Regions from separate parts of the Homo sapiens genome. Here region 1 is linked to region 2. The links are chromatin contacts, found by Hi-C or POLR2A ChIA-PET in ENCODE. All regions are on one chromosome and are shown on one strand. The core of a region is the stretch at or near the end of the contact, and the rest is flanking DNA. Distances in the headings are between cores, read along the strand shown. Region 1 has its middle 430 kb from the start of LINC01689. Region 2 has its middle 350 kb from the start of LINC01689.

Region 1 (4,277 bases), core at 369-2,868, 81 kb before region 2:
AATAATTATTTGTTAAGTAGTTAAATGTAGTATGAAAATGTATGTGTGAGTATGCGTGTGCCACCTCTGTCTTAATGTATGTGCTTTCTCTGAGTCCGCTCTGCCTGTTATTTGATCCTTAGTTCTATGTCGTGCTCTTAGTTCTGATAGATTTTTGATTTAGATTTTTGAATGGAAACATTAATTCCTACTGGTCTAATCTTTTTTTTGTATCAGGATGAAAAGTCTATCAATAGATAATTCTGCATTTCTGTCTTCATTTCCTCAAGGTTCAGAACTTTAAATACACATTTTTAATCAATTACTTTTATTTCCATTTTTAATTAACTATTAAATTAATGAATACTTACTGAGTTTCGTCAAGGTTCAGAACTTTAAATACATATTTTTAATAAATTACTTTTATTTCCATTTTTATTTAACTATTTATTAAATTAATGAATACTTACTGAATTTCTCTTATGTGCCACTCTGTATCAGGTACTTGGGACACATAGGTGAATGAAAGGAAACAAAATATCTTGTCCTTATCAAGTTTGCATTCCAGTGTACCTGAGAAAGTGTATGCAGATGTTCACTCTCCTCAATGTATGCCAACGGGAAACACATTGAAATTCCAAGCAATGGCTTCTTATTTTGCACTGATCGGGTTGGTGGTGGTGGTGGTGGGGGCAGGTGGGTGATGAAGGCTGGGTTATGGATAAAAAAGGTCTTTAAAAAAAGGGTTTAGTGACCATATTTACTAGAGATGCACACGAATGCACACAAACTTTTGATACGGAAGTGCTGGGAAGGGAAGAGCGTGGTCCCTTTAAATGATATGGAAGGGGGAAGGGAAGTGCTGGGTAGAGGCGGTCATGGTCCCCGGCTAGGGCTCTATCCCAGGGACCTCGGTCTTCGCGCCCAAAAGTGGCATTTTCCAAGACTACCTTGGCCCACCACGCCCCTATCCTGGGCTTATAAAAACCCAAGACCCTAGCAAGGCAGAGACATGAGCTGCTGGACAGCCAGAGGAATACATTGGTGGAAGAAGACAAACAGCTGGACATTGAGAAGACTTTGAGGGGAGCATGCCTGCGGAAGAGCACACCGCCAGATGCCCGGACACCAGCAGGCCACTGACCAACAGGCCATGACCAGCGGAACGATGTGGAGTTTGGCCAGGGCAGATGGAGGAGAGCCCGGGGCCACCAAGCAGCCCAATTCCACGGGAAAACCATCTGTCTTCTGGCTCCCCCATCTGCTGAGAGCTACTTCCACTCAATAAAACCTTGCACTCATTCTCCGATTCCAGGTGTGATCCAATTCTTCTGGTACACCAAGGCAAGAACCCCAGGATACAGGAAGTCCTCTGTCCTTGCAACAAGGCAGAGGGTCTAATTGAGCTGGTTAACACAAGCCGCCTATAGATGGCAAAATTAAAAGAGCAAAACAAAAAGAGCACCCTGTAACACACGCCCACTGGGGCTTCAGGAGCTGTAAACATTCACCCCTAGACACTGCCGTGGGGTCGGAGCCCGACAGCCTGCCCGTCTGTATGCTCCCCTAGAGGTCTGAGCAGCGGGGCGCTGAAGAAGCGAGCCACACCCCCATTGCACACCCTACAAGGGGGACAAGGGAACCTTTCCAGTTTCACTTTCACATTGAGTACTATTTCAAAAGGCCTTGAAAACTCAATACTGATTTTCTGTTTTGCCTTAATTAACTGTATCTCAGCCTCCCACAGCCACTAGCTTTTCTGTGTAACTATTTCTTACATTATTACGCATCAGGCCAGTACATAATAGCAAAAACTGTGATGCACCTGGAGAAAGAAAAGGAAAAACAGACATAGGTTGAAGCCCTCCGGGATAGGACACTTGCCGCTTATTTGCTGAGTATCTACTTTATAATCATGATACTTAAAGTCACGCCTTCTGAAAAGAGGAAGCAGATGTGGCTGCAAGAATTTATGTAAACTACTTTCTAAGAGGCTATGGATACATACATTGTGATGTTTCCATCTCCCATTTAATCCTTGGGAAATCACATCATTTACAGATATTTATGGCTCTTTTCAGCTTTAACATTCAATAATTTAACTAAAATTAGAAGTTAACAAAAGTCACTGAGACTAGAATTTCTTAATTTTATTTCTTTATGTATGAATATTTACTAATATGTAAATTTTCTTGTAAGTTCTGAATCCTACCTTCTTTTTAAGGCACACAGATTTGTCCTTTGTAGAAGAACTGCGCACAAAATAAGGTTATCACAGAAACATATAAGCCAATAGTAATTATGATATAAAATGCTATATTATAAAGGGCTTGGCATGATTTAATTTCTTATTTTTGTATTTTTCAAAGAGTAATATAAAGCATTTCTCTAAGCAACAGAGCATACATGCATTTTACAACTTTGTTTCCTTTTATCAAATGAAAATGGATTCAATATCAGATTTGTGGCATAAAATCTGATAAATCTATGAAGTCTCAATGAACTAAAACGGCAAATCATATTATTTTACTTCATTCCTAAAGAAAAAAGACTCCTCTATCTTTCTCAGTCTTACATTTTATACACACACACAGTCACACATACACACACATATCAAAGCTTTATTAAAAATAAAACAAAATGCCCCCTCAACTTGCCATGTGCAATAAACAAAGTTTATGTCCTCTCAAAATTCTTATGTTGAAATCCTAATCCCCATAGTGATGGCATTTGAGAGTGGGGCTTTTGAGAGGTGATCAAGGCTCTTCTTGAATGGAATTAATGCCCCTATGAAAGAGACCTCAGAAAAATCCCTTGTCTTTTCCAGTTTGTGAAGATACAGAGAGAAAACGTCTGTCTATGTGGAAGGAGGTCCTCTCCAGCGCATCATCTGCCAGCTCCTTGACTTAGGACCCTCCAGCCTCTAGAACTGAGAAATAAATATCTGTTGTGTATTACCAGTCTACAGCATTTTTGTTATAGTAGCCCAAATAGACTGAGACACCAGAGGTTAGTGCACATATAACTTCAGTCCATCCTTTCCATGAATATATGGTGTTTATGGTAAAAATCAATATGAAGCCATGGTTGGTCACTCAATAAAGAAAATAAAAGTAACTGTCTTTTGTAAAATATGCTTGCTAGTTACAGGTTTGGACTTAAATGTTCTACCATCTTTTCAACTTGATTTAAAAGAAAACATTAACAGAAAGTTAACCAGAAAATTTAATTAATATCCCGATTTCTAAGTATCTCCATTTCACACCATTCTCACCACTCTAGAAAGTAGCCACCTAGAAAGTAGTTTACGTACCTTTTGCAGCCACAACCGCTGCCTCTTTTCAGAAGTCAAGACTTTACATATCACAATTCTAAATTAGATGCTCAGCAAAGAAGCTGCACGGGTGCTATCCTGGAGTTTCAACCTATGTCTGCTTCTTTTTCTTTCTCCAGATGCATGGAGGTTTCTGCTATTATGTACTGGCCCAATGTGTAATAATGTAAGAAATAGTTGAACAGAAAGCTAGAGGCTATGGGAGGCAAAGATGAAATTAATCAAGGCAAATGGGAAAATCAGTATTGAGTTGAAAAGACTTTTCATAAGAAAGAAAACATTAACAGAAAGTTAACCAGAAAATTTGATTAATATCACAGTTCCTAAATTTCTCCACTTCATGCCATTCTTTTATCTATTTCAATTGTATGTCATCTTACCATACAATTGAAATATATAAAAGTCTTTACACCTAAATATTAATAGTAAAACACTGCAATTTAAAAGGAAAATGGAAAAAGAGAAAATAATTTGTTCGGAAGAACATTAACTCTCAGAAATAAGAGGCCACAACTATAAAAACAATTCCAGTCCAATTACCAGTTACAATGTTATTAAAAGTGTGGTCCCTTGATCTGAGTGTTGAGATGAAGTTACACGTCTTAAAGTTCAAATAAAAATAATTTTGAAAAGTAACATTTAAAAGGCCCTGGTAAAGCATTATAAAATACTCTATGAGTTTTCAACATTTCTACACAATCATGAGTATATTTAATGTTATATTTCCATGATCTCTTAAAAAATATTTTCAAAACATGGTGTGAGACCTCAAAGGGACAATTTTGTGAAAGTTACATTCCAAACCATAGTTCTGCAGAAATGTGTACTGTTACACTGCTACCAAGTGGCACTTTGGTACTAAAAAGAAAGATTTACCTGAACAATGATCAGTAGTGGTTCAGCACATTGCTTTCAATCAGCAATATTTCTTGAATGACTCTCACAGGACAGACCATGATGCACG
Region 2 (4,001 bases), core at 1,277-3,776:
CACTGCCCTGAGTTCAGCCCATTGGCAGCTTGGTCCACACCCAGTATCAAACCATACATGTCAATACTAGGCTGGACTGCTGTTGCATTCAAGGCAGCAGTAGTGTCCCAGCTGGACCCATCTGTATAACGTGCCCCATCAGGAATGGGGGGTGCCCTTCCTTAAACGGTGATGGCTCAGGGTCTAGGAGTGCCTCAGGCCCTGTGGCCTTGTCTTGCATTAGGACTACAGGCCCAGTGACCTCTTGTAACTCTGCTGCTAAAGGACTTATACTCTGTGAACTTTGCTGCTCCAATTTAGGTGCCCCACTTTGCTAAAGTGGATGTCTATGCCATCCCAGGGTTGGGGGTCATTACCCATGAGCACACCCCCCCCCCCCGCTATTGGGTAAGCCATCCATAGGATGACCATAGCCCATCCCTTCATGCTCTTGGCTTACAGGCCTGAAGTGTGGCATATGCAGCAGCTAATTGCTTCTCTATCAATGAATATCGGAGCTCCGCTCCTTTCCACAGCTAGGACCAAAAACCTACTGGCATTCTAAAGTGCTCTCTGTGCTGCCATAAGCCCCAGCCAAAACCATCTGTAGTCACATGTACATCAAGTTCAAATGGGCGTCCCTGATCAATCACTTGTAAGGCCTGTGCTTGCTGAATAGCCCACTTGGCTGACAGAAAGTCTGTCTCAGCCTCATCATCCCACTCCCAGGTAGCCCCCTTTTTTGGTCAACCAGTACAATGGTTTTATCATTTGAGCCAAATGGGGCATGAATGGCCAAAAGGCCTACAAAAAGTCTTTAGGTGTAGGCACCTCAAGGGGCCTACAAAGGACTGCAGCTGTCTCACCATGGTGGGTTGGGGGTATGCCTGGATTTTATTAATGATGGCCTCTGTTAAGGCCTTCATCTTACCTGATCAAATAACTCCTAAGAATTTGGCAGACAATCCAGGCCCTTGGACTCTGGATTTGTTGATGGCACAACTGCATACTGCCAAATGTTGCCACAAGAGGGGCGCCGCCACTTCTAAATGTGCAAGAGAATAAGAGGTTAACATAATATCATCAATATAATGGAACAGGTGGACCTCTTTTGGACATTTCCAGGTGGCTAAATCCATGGCCACAAGACCATGATAAACAGTGGGGCTATGTACATAGCCCTGTGGCAGCACAGTGAAAGTCCATTGTTGTCCTTCCCATGTGAAGGCAAATTGTTGCTGGCTCTCTGGAGCAATGTCAATGGAAAATAATGCATTAGCCAAATCTACAACATAGTGGTACTGTTCCAGTTCCATTGTCAAGTGGTCCATCAAATCCACAATGGAAGGTACAGCTGCACACAGAAGGGGTGTTACTTTATTCAGTTCCGAACAATCCACTGTCATCTGTCAAGTCCCATCAGGCTTTCTGACTGGCCATACCAGGGAACTGTAGGGGATATTGGTGTTATGCACTATTTGCACCTCCCCTAACTTCTTAATAGGTTCAGTTACCTCCATATATCCCCCTGGCAAATGGTATTGACGAGTGGAGGTAACCTGTCAGGGTTGTGGCAGAACTTGGGGCCGGTGATATGTATGTCCATGCAGTACCGGCTTTACTACAGGGACTTGAGTCTGAATTCTCTGACCATGGTGTACAAGTCCAGACCATGCAAAATGTCCATCCCCAATATACATTCAGGTACGGAAGAGACATACACAGTGTATGGTGGAGGAGCCAAGTGGCCAATGCCAAGATGCAGAGACACAGGTTTCACCATCACTGACTGGCCCACATAAACATCAATAAATGCAGCTCTGCCCAGAAACTTATCTGGGTTCCCATAAAAAAGATTGCAGTCTGCACCAGTATTTACCAGCGCTAGGACCCATCGTACATTAGTGGCAGACCAGTGGATTGCCAACTCCACGTATGGCCTTCAGTTGCCTGGTTCCCCCGCAACCCAGGTACCTTGGCCAGTTTCCTAATCAAACAGGAAAGGCTTCGTATCTAAGCCAGTCTGCAAATAGTCCTTGAGCTGAAGCGTCTGGGTGGGACTGGGTTGAGCAACATTGTTTTGCCCCCTCTTGGGTATTTTCCAGAATTGTTGCTCTGGGGACAATTGCCTCCAGAGCCAACAGCATTCTGTTGGGATGTCTGTCAATTTTCACTGGAGCAACACAGCTGAAATTAAATCAGTCCACATCTTCATGCGGTTCACCCACTGGAGCCCTCTCTTATCTCGGGGGGTGGGTACCTGTAGATGGAGCATCTTCCTCTTCTTTATGGCACAATTCCCTGGTCCTGTTGATGGCCTTCTGCCTCCTCGAGGGCTACCATAGTAGTAGTCACTTCATATATGCGACACCCCACATACGGGGTGAGGACAGCAGCCAGAGAGGCAAAAGCACTTAGGTGCACTTAGCCCAGAACAAGATTCCTCATATAAGAGACAAAACATTCATCATCTGGCCCCCAGGTATTCAGATCAAACATGGCCTGCCATATACCCAGCCCCTGGAGTACCTGCACCAAATCGGTATGCCACTGCCATCTACTGACAGTTTCTGGTATTTCACTGTCATCAGCCACTCAATCAGTGTGGTCACCTTGCCCCTGTGTTCACCAGCTGTAGCTGCTGAGGAAGGGAGGGGTAAGTTGTAATAGAAACCAGCTTCTCCACCTCAGAGGTGGAGCAGGAAATGCTGTCAGCTCCTTCATCCGAAAGACGAGTAACCAGGCAGGAAGGGGCTCCCCCAAAAGCTGCCCACATTGCTTGCCTAACTCCCGCAGCTCAGTGAGGGTATAAGCACTATAGGAAGTGTGTTCCACCACAGTAGGGGGGCCCTGAGCCCGCTCCTGAGGTCCCATTGGCTGCTCATGTTCTACCTTCTGACAGATCACAGGGCGAGCCTGCAGCGGGGAGCCTCCTGCTCCTCAGCATTAGACTGAACGGGGCAGTTCCCTGCCTGGAGAACAGGCTCAAGGTCACAGTGACGGCTGTCTCACTGTTTCCTGCCATATTGTTATTTGTTTTGTGGTTGTTTCTTCTTTCTTTCCTTTATTCTTTGTTTCCTGTTCCAGGCTGCTTTTCTGGGCCTCTAAATGCCCTGTTTGCACCTGGAGGTCCTTACCCACAGTTTTTGCTCCAAGCTGTGCATTTGAGCCCCCAGGCGCACAGCTTGCACCTGGAGGTCTCTTACCGGCGCAGTGTCCCTTAGGGACTGAACATGTACTTTCTGCAGTGCAGTCAGAAACGCTTATCTGACTCTGCTGGTGAAGGCGAATTCCTTCTCGTGCTGTGTGCTTCCAGCTGCTTCAGTGCTTTCTCCACACCCACAAGGGACCCATCCACAGCCTCCCACACTTACCCTGGAGCGCAGTGGAGCATCACTGCCAACGGGTACCTTATGTGCATACATGACAGGTTTAATCCATGTTGTTGCAAATGACAGGATCTCATTTGATTTTATGGCTAAGTAGTACTCCATTCTGTATAAGTACCACATTTTCTTTAACCATTTATCTGTTGATTGACACTTAGGTTGTTCCCAAATCTTGGCTATTGTGAATAGTGCTGCAGTAAACATGAGAGTACGTACATCTCTTTGATATATGAATCTCATTTCTTTTGTGTATATACCAAGCAGTGGGATTTCTAGGCCATATGTTAGCTCTAGTTTAAATTTTTTGAGAAACACCCATACTGTACTCTACAGTAGTTGAACTAACTTACCTTCCCACCAATAATGTACAAAGGTTCCCTTTTCTCCACATCCTCACCAGCATTTGTTATTGCTTGACTTTTGGATAAAAGGCATTTTAACTGGGGTGAGATGATATCTCACTGTAATTTTGGTTTGTATTTCTCTGATGATCAATGATGTTGAGTACATTTTCATATACCTTTTTGCCACTTTTATGTTTTCTTTTGACAAATGTCTATTCAGATCTTCTGCCCATTTTTCAATCAGATTATTAGATTATTTCCTATTGAGTTGTTTGTGACCCTTGTGTAT

The links. Hi-C counts contacts between places; a loop is a spot of excess contacts on that map. ChIA-PET counts read pairs that join two places held with the same protein, here RNA polymerase II (POLR2A). Pooled maps may share reads with other maps.
Region 1: a map with no recorded cell type shows a loop between it and region 2 (6-fold over the local background). The contact joins two enhancer-like sites. A Hi-C loop is called at or near these places in 1 of 168 maps with a recorded cell type or tissue (PC-3), 1 of 37 single-sample maps with no recorded cell type and 6 of 50 pooled maps. POLR2A ChIA-PET finds 5 or more read pairs at or near these places in 2 of 52 experiments (OCI-LY7 and naive thymus-derived CD4-positive, alpha-beta T cell).

The regions. Positions count from the first base shown.
Region 1 is chr21:23,886,218-23,890,494 of GRCh38, forward strand. No RefSeq gene overlaps it. Among named protein-coding and RNA genes, the nearest start is that of LINC01689, 430 kb to the right of the region's middle. Within about 2 kb of position 1,619, at least 2 of the 41 ENCODE cell types and tissues checked have a DNase peak (open chromatin) inside an H3K27ac peak, as active enhancers do.
Region 2 is chr21:23,966,270-23,970,270 of GRCh38, forward strand. No RefSeq gene overlaps it. Among named protein-coding and RNA genes, the nearest start is that of LINC01689, 350 kb to the right of the region's middle. Within about 2 kb of position 2,527, at least 2 of the 41 ENCODE cell types and tissues checked have a DNase peak (open chromatin) inside an H3K27ac peak, as active enhancers do.